5 separate regions of the Homo sapiens genome follow, and regions 1, 3, 4 and 5 are each linked to region 2. The links are chromatin contacts, found by Hi-C or POLR2A ChIA-PET in ENCODE. All regions are on one chromosome and are shown on one strand. Each heading gives the region's core, a stretch centred on a gene start or an enhancer-like site at or near the end of the contact. The rest is flanking DNA. Distances are from core to core; before and after follow the strand shown.

Region 1 (2,700 bases), core at 86-2,585, 2.2 Mb after region 2:
CTGCTCACCCCACCCCCACCCGCCCAAGAAAGCGCCTTCCCGTCTTCGGTGGCCCTACCCAGAATCCCAAAATGTGGGTTCCAACCCGGGCCCTGAACATCTTCTCAAACTCCCGGGACCCAGGTTCCGGCGCGCGCCCCGCGTGCCGGGTCTTGCCCCTCGGGCGGGACCGCCCAGGCAGCCCCAAATCCAGCCTCCCGGGCCCCCAGCAGCGCCCTCCGCCTCTCCACCATCCCGTCCGGCTCGCAGTCGGGGCCAAATCGAGAGACAAGAGGGCTGTGCCTGAAACTGAGCGGTTTCACCACTCGGCACCTCCTGGCAGAAACTTCCCTTAAAAAAAAAAAAAAAGAAAAGAAAAAAAAAAGCAGCAGCACTTTTGGGCTAGCATTTCAATCCTTCCTGCCCTTTAGAGTTCCCAGTTCTGCTTCCAGCTGGCTTTGGGTGTTCCACTAGAATTGAGTTGTAAAGATATTCTTTAAGTGTTTATAGAACATTAAGACTTAAAAAAATCTTTAAAATTAGAGGAGGGAAAAAAAAAGCCACCTTATCGCACACATCCAGGAAACGCAGCCCCGTGCATCCCTGTTCAGGGATGAGCAGGCGCCCCAAGACTCCCGGGGACAGATTTTTGGGCACCCGAGGGAGTCACGGGGCGCGCGTCGGGGTCCGCGGCGAGGCCCAGCCCCTCCCGCGGTCCCTTAGAGGCGCCCTCCGCCCGGCCCGAGTGGACCGTCCCGGCCATTGTTTACGGGGGGATGCCCGTCCGGACGCATTGTTTTGGCCGCTTCCAACTTGCCCCGGCCCTTCCCCGGGCATCGCGGGGGGACCCTACGCCGACGTTCCCCCTCCGCCCGCGCCCCAAGGGCCAACTGGGCAAATTGGGAGACCCGCCCCGCGGGGCGACCCAACTTTTCGGAACAGCCCCCCACCGCCCACCCCCGCAGACCCCCGCTCCCGGCGGAGATTCAGGGAACCCCGCACCCCAAGCCCCTCTGAATCGTGCGGCGTGAGTGTGACGGCCAAGAGCGGATGCAGCCCGGGATCGCCCGCACCTTCCCGCGGGCGGAAGCGCAGGAGCCGGCTGGGGAGGGGGCGCCCTAGAGGAGCGGATAGAAAGCTGAGACGGGGAACTGAGGTCATCCTGGGGGGGGACAAGACAACGAGAGCCGGGCGCCTCGGGGGCGGCGCGGGAGCCTCCGCAGGACCGGGCGGGCGCCCCGGCTGGCGCGGGCGGGGGGCGCGCCCCCTTTACCTGCGGCTCCGGCTCCTCGGCCATTTCCTCGCGCGGCGGCGGCCGGGACTGAGCTGACACCACTCGGGCCGGCCGGGTTTGAATGAGGAGGAGCGGGCGCGGAGGGGAGGGGGCGGGGAGGGCGGAGGGAGGGAGGGAGGCGTCGCGGAGTTTCTCTCAGCCTTTTGTGCGGACACCTCCCGGATTCCGCGCCCGCACCCGGCCCCCCAAAAGACACGGGGAGCCGCGGGCGAGGGGTGCAGCCATCCGCCGAGGAGCCTAGTGCCTTCGCGCCTCCAAGACCCCCCCCCAACAAAAAAGGAGCGTCCCCCACCCCCACCCCCGCCCGGAGAATATAGGGGCCGGGCTCACCTCGGGCGCGGGGCTAAGGTGAGCGGGGCGGGGGTGCGCACGGGGGCAAAGGCGCGGGCGCCCCCTACTCGTCCGCGCGGGGACAGTGCAGGCGCGGGGGGTCCCTAGAGCCGCCGGGGCGCGGCGCGTCCGGCGCTGGGGGACTGTTGGGTCAGAAAGTGTTCAGGGAGCAGCTGTTGCGCCCTCCCTCGGCCCCGCCGCTCGGAGACGCCCCGCCCCCTGCCTTCACCGGCCGCCCCGCCCCCTGCCTTCACCGGCCGCCCGGCCACGCCCCACACCGCCCCGGCCCCGCCCCAGCGCCCACGTGACTAGCATAGGCGCGCCCCTGCTCCGCCCCCCGCCGCCGACTCCGCCTCCGGGACGGGAGCGAGCGGCGAGCGCGCGCACTCCCAGTTCTCGCTCGGCGACTCCCGCGCACGCGCGCGCCGTGCCACCCTCCCCGCGCCCCCCGCCCCGCACCCCTCCTCCCGCCATCCGGCTTAACGTGGCGGGCGCGCGCCGCGGCGGTAGCCGTGACAGGTACCCGGGGAGGCCGGAGGGAGGGGGCCGCGAGGGTGTGCGCAGGCGCAGATCCGGCCCTGTCCCCGCCGCCCCCTCCTCTGCAAGGTGTGCGCGGGCGAGGGGAGGGGCCCGCGGCCCGAACCCCTGGGTCACCCCGAATTACAAACAAAAACCTTAACGCCGTTGCTCGCGGGTTAGAAGGCAGCTGTGCGCGAAAAACACCAAAGATTTTCTTCAAGCTTGAGGAAGGTCGAGAAGATAAACAGTTTTTAAATGAGTATCTTCAGAAAGCTATTTAATTGTTGTGATTTTTTTTTTTCTGAAAGGGCTGGGCTTGCGCTATTCTAACTTGAGATTTCTAAACTTAGCCTAGGTTCCAAGAATCTACTTGGTTTTGATAGAAATCCATTTGGAGGAAACCGGGGACAAAAAAAGGGACAAAAAAAAAAAAAAAAAAACCGCTACCCTTTCCCCTCCTCCCTACGCACAACTCATTTAAAGCGTTTCCCAAATGTTTTCTTTCCTTACTGAAAAAAAGGACAAAAAAAAGATCCTGATTCCTAAGGCCTGTGATATTTCCCCATTTTAAATAAGCT
Region 2 (2,700 bases), core at 132-2,631:
GGGCCCCAGTTTCCTTCTTACTAGTGATATCACCTCAGTGGTCAGGGAAATTCATAAAACTGCACATTTTCTTCCTGTTTTTTGTCAACAATGGAAAAAAAAGCTCCTGCCCTATCAGAACAACGAAGGCACTTGAATGAGACCTGGGGAGTCTATTGTAAATAATACTCCTCTCTACATGTGTACAATGCCTGTGGCTTTCAAAACACCTGTCTTCCCAATCCCCTTTGGCCGAATTGGAATACCCAAGTCCATTCCAAATGCCTGATTTAGAAATGTTTTCTGAGTCCAATTTCTTACAGGGAATAATGCAGCGTTATTAGAAATGTCAAGTAAACTAGGATGCTTTTTCAAATAGAGGCATAAGCTCCCTGAAATCTCATCTTCAAGGGAGACAGAATGCTCAATAAATGAGATCCTTTCAGCGCTTATGCAGTTAGAGGCCTGGATTTCCCAATGTTGGGCTCCAACAGGAATTGGCTAGTTGGGGTTGGCTACTGCTGCCCTGGGGCAAAAGAAGCACTTCATCTCTCCTCCTTTTCTGACCATGCATCTCAGGCCATCTCCCAAAGCAAACATTTCCAGGTGGATGTGGCCCTAAGGCAGCTCCCACACTAAACTGCCCAGTCTCCACTTGAAACTGACTTCTTCCAAGTCCAAGAGCAGACAGTACTGTCGGATAATTCACTCAGGGCCTTAAAATACCACCTCTATCCTGACGATGGCCACATTAATGTTTTTAACCCAGACCATCACTCCTGAATTTCAGATTGCAATATCTACCTGCCCAAACTTCACAGGGCCAAAACCAATCTCTGGATCCTCACCCCTCCTCCCCGTGTCTCACCTGTTCCCATGATGGGAAACACACATTCTCTCTTTCCAGTTGTTCAGGCCAACCTGTGTGTTCCCTGACTCCTTGTTCACAGCCCACATCCCACCCACCCATACATGCTTCTGGATTTACCCCAGGTAGCCAGAAACCAACAACCTCCACTGCCACCCCGGCCCTACAGCAAGGTGATCCTGTTGGAACTGATGTTAGAGCACGCCACTCCCTGTTTTGCTCAGCTGACAGCTCTAAAGTTCTGTAATGACCAACACGTTGTCACTTTATCCATATCTACTCATTTAAGGAGCACTTCAGTGGATCTCAGGCATCAGGCACAGGTCTGAAGTCACACCCTTGGAGGAGTCGTTCGAATCTAGTTGGAACCCCAGGGACCAGGTTCTTCAGACCATCCACCCAGAACACGAGTTCTCTCTCCAAACCTTCAAACACCAAACCACATGGTGCCCAGTGTTAATATGGGGGGTGGGGGGGCACAATGGCGCTATCTCAGGGGACTCGAGAAACCAAGCCCTGTTCTGTCACCTTCTCAGAGAAATAGAAAGCATCACATGATGGCTCCGTCTGCAGCATTCGGAGGTGCAGCTTCCTGTTTAGTCATAGAGTTTCACTCTTTGTCAGCTTCTTTGTGGAAGACAGAGGCAGGGCCTGTCTTCATTCAACTGAGGCCCGAAATCAACTCGGGACCAGGCCACCGCCAAACACCCTCCTCCGCAGGTGGCTACTCGCTCTGCCTTCCTTCATCCTCACAGACATCTCCGGGGGTGGTGGTGAGAGTTCCATTTCTCAGGTCAAGTTAGTAAGGCAGAGAAAGATGGGGCGACTTGTCCAGGAACAGCCTCCTAGCATTGGGTAGAGACCAGATGTGGCCCCAGCTCTATGGGTACTAGTCCTGGGCTAGGGTTTCCCCAATTTGAAAGATCTTCTGGCTGCCCTGGGGCCTCTGTTAAAATGTAGACTCACATCAGAAGCTGTTGGAACATAAGCACTTCAACAGTGCCTCTGCCTCAGTCTCCCCAGCCACGAGATGGGGATGAGAACACTTCCTTGGCAAAGTCACTGAGGATTAAATGAGATGCTATAGGCCAGGCACAGTGGCTCATGCCTGTAATCCCAGAACGTTGGGAGGCCGAAGTGGGTGGATCACTTGAGGTCAGGAGTTTAAGACCAGCCCGGCCAATATGGTGAAACCCCGTCTCTACTAAAAATACAAAAATTAGCTGGGTGTGACGGCAGGTGCCTGTAACCTCAGCTACCTGGGAGGCGGAGGTTGCAGTGAGCTGAGATGGTGCCACTGTACCCCAACCTAGGCAACAGAGCAAGACTGTCTCAAAAAAATAAAAATAAATGAGATGCTATAGCTGGCTCATTGGCATGTGTTTATTAAGCCCACAATATGGTCCCCTAAAGAAGATGGAAGAGAAAGAGACAAAGACCAGTCTAAAAGAGGCCATTCCAATAACCAAGGATACCATTCTGTTTCCCTACATATTTAAATGGGAGGTAAGTCCATTGATCCACGTGAATGTGCTGGTCAGTTGTCAGTAATATGGAGATGCGGACGTCAAGAGAAAAGGCAGTATTTAGACTTACTACATGGTCCCTAAGTGTCATCTACAAATCCTCCCAAAGACACAGGGGTACCTCAAAAACCACAATTACTTTTGCGCCAACCTAATACAAGGTTACAGCCTAAGACCTATACAGTGGCCTTGCATTTTTACCCCAGGCATAAACTGGTGAGTCATCCCACTGATCCTATGGACTAGGTGATAATTTAAGATGTAAATTAGAAGTGGTTCACTGATGAGCTTAATCAATGGTGATAATTTTCATAAAAACACAAGGTG
Region 3 (2,724 bases), core at 104-2,603, 2.2 Mb after region 2:
GCCATTGCACTCCAGCCTGGGTGACAAAAGCAAAACGCCCTCTCAAAAATAAATAAATAAATAAAGTCTGTTAATTTAAAAATAAATAAATGCTTAAAAGGCACTCTGTCTAATGAGTACAAAAATTGGAAGGAAAATGACCCTTCACTTCACTGTTGCATGAACAGGAAATGGAAATGTTTTTGGGCATATGTATCTCTTGGGAGAGTGAGGTGGAAAACAATACCAGCCACCATTCTTTAATTTGGATTGATCCACTGTTCTTGATTTTGAATAGCAGGTGGCTTTGCTGTGGTGTTATTGTTGTTGCTCTTTTTTTGTTTGTTTGTTTGAGACAGAGTCTTGCTCTGTCGCCTAGGCTGGAGCATAGTGGCGCGATCTCGACTCACTACAACCTCCGCCTCCCGGGTTCAAGCGATTCTCCTACTGGGATTACAAGCACATGACACCATGCCCGGTTAATTTTTGTACTTTTAGTAGAGACAGGATTTCACCATGTTGGTCAGGCTGGTCTCGAACTCCTGACCTCGTGAACCACCCACCTTGGCCTCCCAAAGTGCTGGGATTATAGGCGTGAGTCACTGTGCCCGAACGTTGCTCTTTAATGTTAGTATTTTGTTATCCCAAAGAAAGCTCTCAGACCACGGAGACTCTTAAAAGACAATATCAAATGTTTCAACAACTGACAAACCTCAGACTTCCTGTATTTCTGTAAGTTGCAGTTTTCCCTTCCTTCTTCTTCTAATTTGTTAATATCTCTGGGGCCACAGGCTCTCTCTCTCTCACACAGGTCTCTAACTAGATCAGTGGATCAAAGGTGAGGCTTTGCTAAGTAATCAGGGTAATTTCACCGGTGTAGCAAGCTATTAAAAACAGACCTGCAGGGTTTTTCAAGGACAACCAAGGTATTGATTTGGCAACCAAAAACTCCTGTAGTGCAAGCAATAATACACCAGGGCCAGTGTTTCCAACACCGTCACAACTCCTCCCCCTCCCTGTCCCTAGTGACATTACAAAAGGCACAGCTAAGGCCGATACTCCAGCTCCTATGCCCCTGCTCCTGTCTTCAAAAGGAACGTCACTGTTATAAATTAGACAAGGGAAGAAAAACCTCATTTCTTTGATGATTTTTTTAAAGAGCTTTGTTTTCCCACGCATAATTGTTCTTCCTATTCATTATGCCTTTATGTAGACTTTGCTTTTTCCTTTAAAGAATACACTTCTTATGTAATTTGTTTTGCATTTCTGGAATGAGGAACTTTTCTGCTCATATTGTTGTTAAAATCTAGACAACACGCCCGTGTGATAGATCACCCTGAGCCTTGGAAGGAAATGATTCACCACAATACTGTAACTGAAAGTCGTCTAACACCAGGGCTGGAAGGCAGGCTATGAACCGCTGCATTACCTGCGTGCAGCAGCAATGGGAGGCAGCCAGAGGTTCCCTCGGCCTGCCTAGCTCACTTCAGCTTTGTTCCTGTTCTGTTTCCTCCGTCCGAGTAGCAGGATGCTGGAAATTCATCCTCCATTTTTAAGTTTTAAAAGAAACCCAAAAATTGTGATTTTTTTTTTTTTTTTGACACCGAGTTTTGCTCTTGTCACCCAGGCTGAAGTGCAATGGCACGATCTTGGCTCACTGCAACTTCTGCCTCCCAGGTTCAAGGGATTCTCCTGCCTTAGCCTCCTGAGTAGCTGGGATTCCAGGTGCCCAGCATATGCCCAGCTAATTTTTGTATTTTTAGTAGACTCAGTGTTTCACCATCTTGGTCAGGCTGGTCTTGAACTCCTGACCTCAGGTGATCTGCCCATCTCAGCCTCCCAAAATGTTGGGATTACAGGGGTGAGCCACTGCACCCAGCTGGGATTTTTAATAAGCCACATCTGCCCAAATGGGCCTTTCCAGGCTACTGTCTTATAATTTTGCACTTAAATTTGTATTTAAACCACACATTAATGCACTGTATGGAAAAAGTGAACACCAAACATACCTATTACTAATAAAAAGATTTCAAACAATAAAGCCAAAAGAGCAGAGAAACTAAAAATAAAAAATATGTATTTTATTTTCCTCTGCATGTTTTTGGTGAAGGCAGATCATAGATTACGCCCATGTCAGAAACAATGCAATTTTATAATTCTTATGAAAAATGGGCCAGGCGCAATGGCTCATACCTGTAATCCCAGCACCTTTGAGAGGCCTAAGTGGGTGGATCACCTGAGGTAGGGAGTTGGAGACCAGCCTGACCAACATGGAGAAACCCCGTCTCTACTAAAAATACAAAATTAGCTGGGCATGGTGGTGCATGCCCGTAATCCCAGCTACTAGGGAGGCCGAGGCAGGAGAATTGCTTGAACCCAGGAGGCAGAGGTTGCAGTGAGCCGAGATCGCTGGTTGTGGTGGTGTGCACCTGTAGTCCCAACTAGTCTGGAGGCTGTGGTGGAAGAATCTCTTGAGCCTGGGAGGTTGACGCTGCAGTGAGCCAAGATTGTCACCGAACTCCAGCCTGGGCAACAAAGCAAGACCTTGTCTCCAGAAAAACAAAAACAACAACAAAAAAAACTAATTAATATTTCAGTAAAATTTAGGTATAAATTTGGCAAGAATATAGTTCTTCACTTTTTTTCACTATGCTGCTCTTTTCTAAAATCAATTGATGAAATTTAAAAATTCGAGTGAATGTGTGTATGAAAACTGAATTAATCTGATATTTTCTTATATAAATT
Region 4 (2,817 bases), core at 276-2,775, 2.4 Mb after region 2:
TCTTTCTTTCTTTCTTTTGAGACTCTGACTCCCTAGTTCAAGCGATTCACCTGCCTCAGCCTCTCGAGTAGCTGGGATTACAGGCGCCCACCACCACACCCGGCTAATTTTTGTATTTTTAGTAGAGACAGGGTTTCACCATGTTGGCCAGGATGGTCTTGATCTTCTGACCTCGTGATCTGCCCGCCTAGACCTCCCAAAGTGCTGAGATTACGGGCATGAGCCACCGTGCCCGGCTCAATTTGTTTCTTTTTAAATTTAATTTTAAATTTAAATTTTATTGATTTATTTATTTGTTTTTGAGACAGTCTCTCCGTCACCCAGGCTGGAGTGCAGTGGTGCGATCTCGGCTCTCTGCAGCCTCCTCCTCCCAGGTTCAAGTAATTCTCCTGTTAGTCCCATTTTATGGATGAGGAAACAGGTTTCCTGAAGGCATTTGCTTTGGGTTAGAACATAAAGCCAGCGAGTAGGGGAACTGGAATTCAAATTGAAGTCCGTTTGACTTAAGAGGCTCCACCTTTGACAATTAACATGCTGTCTACACAACACACACACACACACACACACACACACACGCGCGCGTACATTTTATAAGCGCTGAAGTTGTAAAAGGGTAACCTTTGATCCTTACACTACCTTATACTTCACAGCAAACTTTTCCAGAGAGTTTCATCTCAACTTCCAAGGAACTTTTCCCAGCACTTTGGGAGGCTGAAGCCGGTGGATCACCTGAGATCAGGAGTTCGAGACCAGCCTGGCTAACATGGTGAAACTCCATCTCCACTAAAAAAAAATACAAAAATTAGCCAGGCATGGTGGTGGGCACCTGTAATCCCAGCTACTTGGGGGGCCGAGGCAGGAGAATCACTTGAACCCGGGAGGCAAAAGTTGCAGTGAGCTGAGATCATGTCACTGCACTCCAGCCTGGGCAACAGATGGAGACTGCGCCTTAAAAAAAAAAGGGGGGGGCCGGGCGCGGTGGCTCATGCCTGTAATATCAGCACTTTGGGAGGCTGAGGTGGGCAGATCACCTGAGATTGGGAGTTCGAGACCAGCCTGACCAAAATGAAGAAACCCCGTCTCTACTAAAAATACAAAAATTAGCCAGGCGTGGTGGCGCATGCCTGTAATCCCAGCTACTCGGGAGGCTGAGGCAGGAGAATCACTTGAACCCGGGAGGCTGAGGCAGGAGAATCACTTGAACCCAGGAGGCAGAAGTTGCAGTGAGCCGAGATTGCGCCATTGCACTCCAGCCTGGGCAACAAGAGCAAAACCCCATCTCAAAAATAAATAAATAAAAACAAAACTTCCTTTTTTTTCTTTTTTCCCTTTTTCTTTCCTTCCTGCTTTCCTCCTCTTTCATCCTTCATTCACTTTTTCTTCAGAAACGCAGCCAGGCACTGTGCTAGTCACTGGGGAGACAGGTGCGAACAAGACACACACCTGTAGTTTGCCTCTTTGCAATCTGGCTTTAAGGTGCTGCAGGCATTGAAGCCACCAGGTTCGTAAATGGCAAGCCACAAGAATTTTGCAAAAGGTCCCAGAAAGTGAGGAAGCCACTGAGGTCATGACTGCAGGGCACTCCCACTGTGCGAACAAAAAGTGAGGCCACAGCTGCTAGGTGCCACCACAGGAGGAAGCAAAAATATCATCTCCTTCCTGCCAAGAGGCCTGAGAGGACGCAGCTGCCTGCACCTCGGCATGTCCAGCCTGCATCCTGCTCCTCACCCTGGCTAGGATGGTGCCTCCCCAGCTATGCAGTCAGTGGGCTGTGTGGGAGCCATTGTCCCCACGTCCACCTCCCAGAAACCTCACTGCTAGGATTGGCCCTGCCTTTCACCCAGGTGTGGCCACCAACTACTTGACCTTTAGACATAAAGTTTTTTCTTTTAACTTTTGGTGGCTGCTTCACAAACATTTTCTTTTTATCTCCCTCTTCTTCTTCTTTTCTCCCTCTTCTCAAAAGAGGCAGCCTCTGGAAAACAAAAGAAAAAGACAGAAAGAGGGGGATTTAAGGACTATCGAACCCTCCCCTCCTGCTAAATGTTTAGGTTTTCATAGTCCTTATTAACCCTATCCATGGTTCCATTAATGAAACATCCCTCAATTCCCAATAATAACAGCTAACTTTAGGCCAGGCGCTGTGGCTCACGCCTGTAATCCCAGAACTTTGGGAGGCCAAAGTGGGTGGATCACCTAAAGTCAGGAGTTCGAGACCAGCCTGGCCAACATAGTGAAACCCTGTCTCTATTGAAAATACAAAAAAATGAGCTGGGCATGGTGGTGCATGCCTGTATTTCCAGCTACTTGAGAGGCTGAGGTGGGAGAATCACTTGAACCCAGGAGGTGGAGGTTGCAGTGAGCCAAGATGGTGCCATTGCATTCCAGCCTAGGTGACACAGTGAGACTTCACCTAAAAAAATACTACTACTACAATGACTACTACTAGTACTACTACTTGTAATAGCTAACTTTAACCAAAGACCTTATGTGAGCCTGCACTAGCTCACAGAATCCTTCCAATACTATGCAATGTAGGGACTGTGATTATCTCCAATTATAGATGAGAAGCTGAGCCTTGGAGGGAGGACTGCCATCTGTCTAGCATTAATGGTTAAATAGCTGGAAAATGGTGAAGCCAGGCAGGTCAGACTCCAGATATATATGTGCATTTATTGCAAACTCAACTTTCATTTTCCTTTACCCATGTATAGAACCCATCACAGAGGAAATGGATTTCATGTGAGTCACATGCATATTTTTTCTATAACATTTTGGAATACTTAAGCACCATCAATTAAAAAGTCACATATCTCT
Region 5 (2,700 bases), core at 2-2,501, 2.2 Mb after region 2:
TGAACTCTAATTTTTTCTATTAGTAACGAAAAAAGGATGTAATATACATAAAAATATTTAAATTGATTTTATCAGAAAAATTTTAGTACAGACTGAATATTATATGAAAACAAAAAAATTTTATTTCATTAGCTGTAATAATGGCACGGATTATTACAGAATATGCATTATATATATATTTAAAGATGTATACTGAAGGATATAGAAGAATGACATGACATAGGAGAATTTATAATACTTTAGTAAATAAAAAAACAAGAGAATTGAACCAAAGGTGGTTAACATCTTGAAACTAGAACTTGCCCAGGCACCGTGGTTCACGCCTGTAATCCCAGCACTTTGGGAGGCCGAGGCAGGTAGATCATGAGGCCAGGAGATCAAGACCATCCTGGCTAACACGGTGAAACCCCGTCTCTACTAAAAATACAAAAAATTAGCCGGGCGTGGTGGTGGGTGCCTGTAGTCCCAGCTATTTAGGAGGCTGAGGCAGGAGAATGGTGTGAACCCGGGAGGCAGAGATTGCAGTGAGCTGAGATCGTGCCACTGCACTCCAGCCTGGGCGACAGAGCGAGACTCCATCTCAAAAAAAAAAAAAAGAAAAAGAAAAAGAAACTAGAACTGGGCATCAGATATGGGGGTTACTCATTACACTATTTTTATTATTCTCTCTACTTTCGCATACATTTCAAAATTTTTATTAAAATTGTTTCTTTTTTTCTTTTTTTACCCTTAATCCTATGATGGGTTATATTTAAAAATTTTTTTAATGTTTGTTTTTCAATAATGGCATATGTATGACCCTTTTTCTACTTTCTATTTTTCTCTAATTATTTTTCATAATCTACTTATATTACCTTTGAAATAAATTAACATTTATTTTACCAAAAAGTAATTTAAAATAAGAATAGTAAACAGTTCCACAGAAAAGTTTTTCTTGCCATGTAATTCTAGTGAATCCTCAGAATGCTATGATAAGCCTGTGTACCTTAAAATGTGAGCTTCTAAATGGTCCAAATCTTTTGGGACGGCACCGTGCCATCTGAGACTGCTGTAAATATGATCAGCTGATAAAAGGCCAGCTGCAACTAACCATTTTAAAGATTAGGAACCATTTAAAAACACACACACACACACACACACCACCTCTGGCCTCTTAAGTGTTAAGTGGCAAGATACTCTGGTTTATTTCTAAAGTTTCATGCAATAATCACGTAAGCACCGAGCAGGACAGAATTCTACATACCGCCAAGCTGACTCAGAAAGAAGGGTTCCACATTCCTTAATTAGCAGCATGAGAAAAGCACCACTTCCTGCGGTGGAGTTCCCATTTCATCCAGCCACTCCACTGGCTCGGTACATCCTCAAGTCCACGAAAAAGATTTTCATAAAGTCTGGAGACACAGTGTTGTTTAATTTATTTCATTTTACTTTGTTTTGTTTTATCCTACTTTATTCTATTATACTCTATCCTATTATATGTATTCTAATTTTTACAAATTGAAGATGTTTGTAATGACGTAGATTCTTTGTTTCTAGACTTTATGGATGCCTGTATATACTGAAATCACAGTTGGAGGCAGAGTAGGTGAACACTTGACCAACTTGAAAATACAGCTTCTACTTTGGGAGGCCAAGGTGGGAGGATCACTTGAGCCCAGGAGTTTGAGACCAGCCTGAACAACATAGTGAGACCCCCCCATCTCTATTTTTAATCTTTCTTTTTTTTTTTTTTTTTAAGACAGAATCTCACTCTGTCACCCAGGCTACAGTGCAGTGGCATGATCTCGGCTCACTGCAGTCTCCCTGTCCCGGGTTCAAGCAATTCTCATGTCTCAGCCTCCCGAGTAGCTGGGACTACAGGCATGCACCACCATGCTCGGCTAATTTTTGTATTTTTAGTAGAGATGAGGTTTCACCATGTTAGCCAGGCTGTTCTCAAACTCCTGACCTCAAGTGATCTGCCCACGTAAAACTCCCAAATTGCTGGGATTACAGGCGTGAGCCACACACACACCCGCAGCCCCCACCACCACCAGTCGTCTCTATTTTTTAAACGAAAGAAAATACAGCTTTCTTGATTATTAACAGTCAAAAGATTCAAAGTCCTAGACCAGAAGTTTCTTTTTTAGTACCTATGACTTAAGTTTATGATTTGGATTAAAGTTCTCTGGCAGAACACCCACAGGATGCCAAAGCCTGAGGAAGATTTCCGAACAAGATTACACGGTTTTCCAATGGGATACATTTGATCACGTGTGAAAACATGGTGGCAGCACTACTGCAACCTTAAATGAAAGGGCAAATTCTCAGGAAACACATTCTGCTTGTAAATATTGGATGTAACCATTCTAACAGTTATTTACTTTTAACTTGAGAAATTTTAAAGAAATGTAGCCGGGCGCGGTGGCTCATGCCTGTAATCTCAGCACTTTGGGAGGCCGAGGCGGGTGGATCGCCTGAGGTAAGGAGTTCGAGACCAGCCTGGCCAACATGGTGAAACCCCATCTCTACTAAAAATGAAAAATTAGCCGGTCATGGTGGCAGGCGCCTGTATGTAATTCCAGCTACTCGGCAGGCTGAGGCAGGAGACTCGCTTGAACCCAGGAGGTGGAGGTTGCAGTGAGCCGAGATGGCGCCATTGCACTTCAGCCTGGGTGACAGAGCAAGACTCAAAAAAAAAAAAAAAAAATTTCTAGACTT

The links. Hi-C counts contacts between places; a loop is a spot of excess contacts on that map. ChIA-PET counts read pairs that join two places held with the same protein, here RNA polymerase II (POLR2A). Pooled maps may share reads with other maps.
Region 1: a pooled map shows a loop between it and region 2 (5-fold over the local background). The contact joins the promoter of ZNF217 here to the enhancer-like site in region 2. A Hi-C loop is called at or near these places in 1 of 37 single-sample maps with no recorded cell type and 7 of 50 pooled maps. POLR2A ChIA-PET finds 5 or more read pairs at or near these places in 1 of 52 experiments (OCI-LY7).
Region 3: a loop to region 2 is called in a pooled map, with 5 times the contacts of the local background. The contact joins two enhancer-like sites. A Hi-C loop is called at or near these places in 2 of 37 single-sample maps with no recorded cell type and 2 of 50 pooled maps.
Region 4: a map of CD8-positive, alpha-beta T cell shows a loop between it and region 2 (8-fold over the local background). The contact joins two enhancer-like sites. A Hi-C loop is called at or near these places in 1 of 168 maps with a recorded cell type or tissue (CD8-positive, alpha-beta T cell), 2 of 37 single-sample maps with no recorded cell type and 6 of 50 pooled maps.
Region 5: a map with no recorded cell type shows a loop between it and region 2 (10-fold over the local background). The contact joins two enhancer-like sites. A Hi-C loop is called at or near these places in 1 of 37 single-sample maps with no recorded cell type and 2 of 50 pooled maps. POLR2A ChIA-PET finds 5 or more read pairs at or near these places in 1 of 52 experiments (OCI-LY7).

Annotation. Positions count from the first base shown.
Region 1 is chr20:53,592,504-53,595,203 of GRCh38, forward strand. It overlaps ZNF217 (zinc finger protein 217), which reads right to left and starts at 1,336. Exons shown (of 6, transcript NM_006526.3): 1 at 1,253-1,336. RefSeq lists silencers at 47-286, 707-856, 1,347-1,426, 1,517-2,356.
Region 2 is chr20:51,399,155-51,401,854 of GRCh38, forward strand. The region is part of intron 9 of NFATC2 (nuclear factor of activated T cells 2); the gene reads right to left. Among named protein-coding and RNA genes, the nearest start is that of MIR3194, 52 kb to the right of the region's middle. RefSeq lists an enhancer at 1,292-1,761. Within about 2 kb of position 1,382, at least 8 of the 41 ENCODE cell types and tissues checked have a DNase peak (open chromatin) inside an H3K27ac peak, as active enhancers do; they include CD8-positive, alpha-beta T cell and OCI-LY7, where a contact is called at or near this core.
Region 3 is chr20:53,641,963-53,644,686 of GRCh38, forward strand. No RefSeq gene overlaps it. Among named protein-coding and RNA genes, the nearest start is that of ZNF217, 49 kb to the left of the region's middle. RefSeq lists enhancers at 1,317-1,366, 1,407-1,456. Within about 2 kb of position 1,354, at least 29 of the 41 ENCODE cell types and tissues checked have a DNase peak (open chromatin) inside an H3K27ac peak, as active enhancers do.
Region 4 is chr20:53,838,091-53,840,907 of GRCh38, forward strand. No RefSeq gene overlaps it. Among named protein-coding and RNA genes, the nearest start is that of BCAS1-AS1, 76 kb to the right of the region's middle. RefSeq lists an enhancer at 1,586-2,156. Within about 2 kb of position 1,526, at least 16 of the 41 ENCODE cell types and tissues checked have a DNase peak (open chromatin) inside an H3K27ac peak, as active enhancers do; they include CD8-positive, alpha-beta T cell, where a contact is called at or near this core.
Region 5 is chr20:53,610,465-53,613,164 of GRCh38, forward strand. All of the region lies in intron 1 of LOC105372672 (a long non-coding RNA gene), which reads left to right. Among named protein-coding and RNA genes, the nearest start is that of ZNF217, 18 kb to the left of the region's middle. RefSeq lists an enhancer at 306-355. Within about 2 kb of position 1,252, at least 13 of the 41 ENCODE cell types and tissues checked have a DNase peak (open chromatin) inside an H3K27ac peak, as active enhancers do; they include OCI-LY7, where a contact is called at or near this core.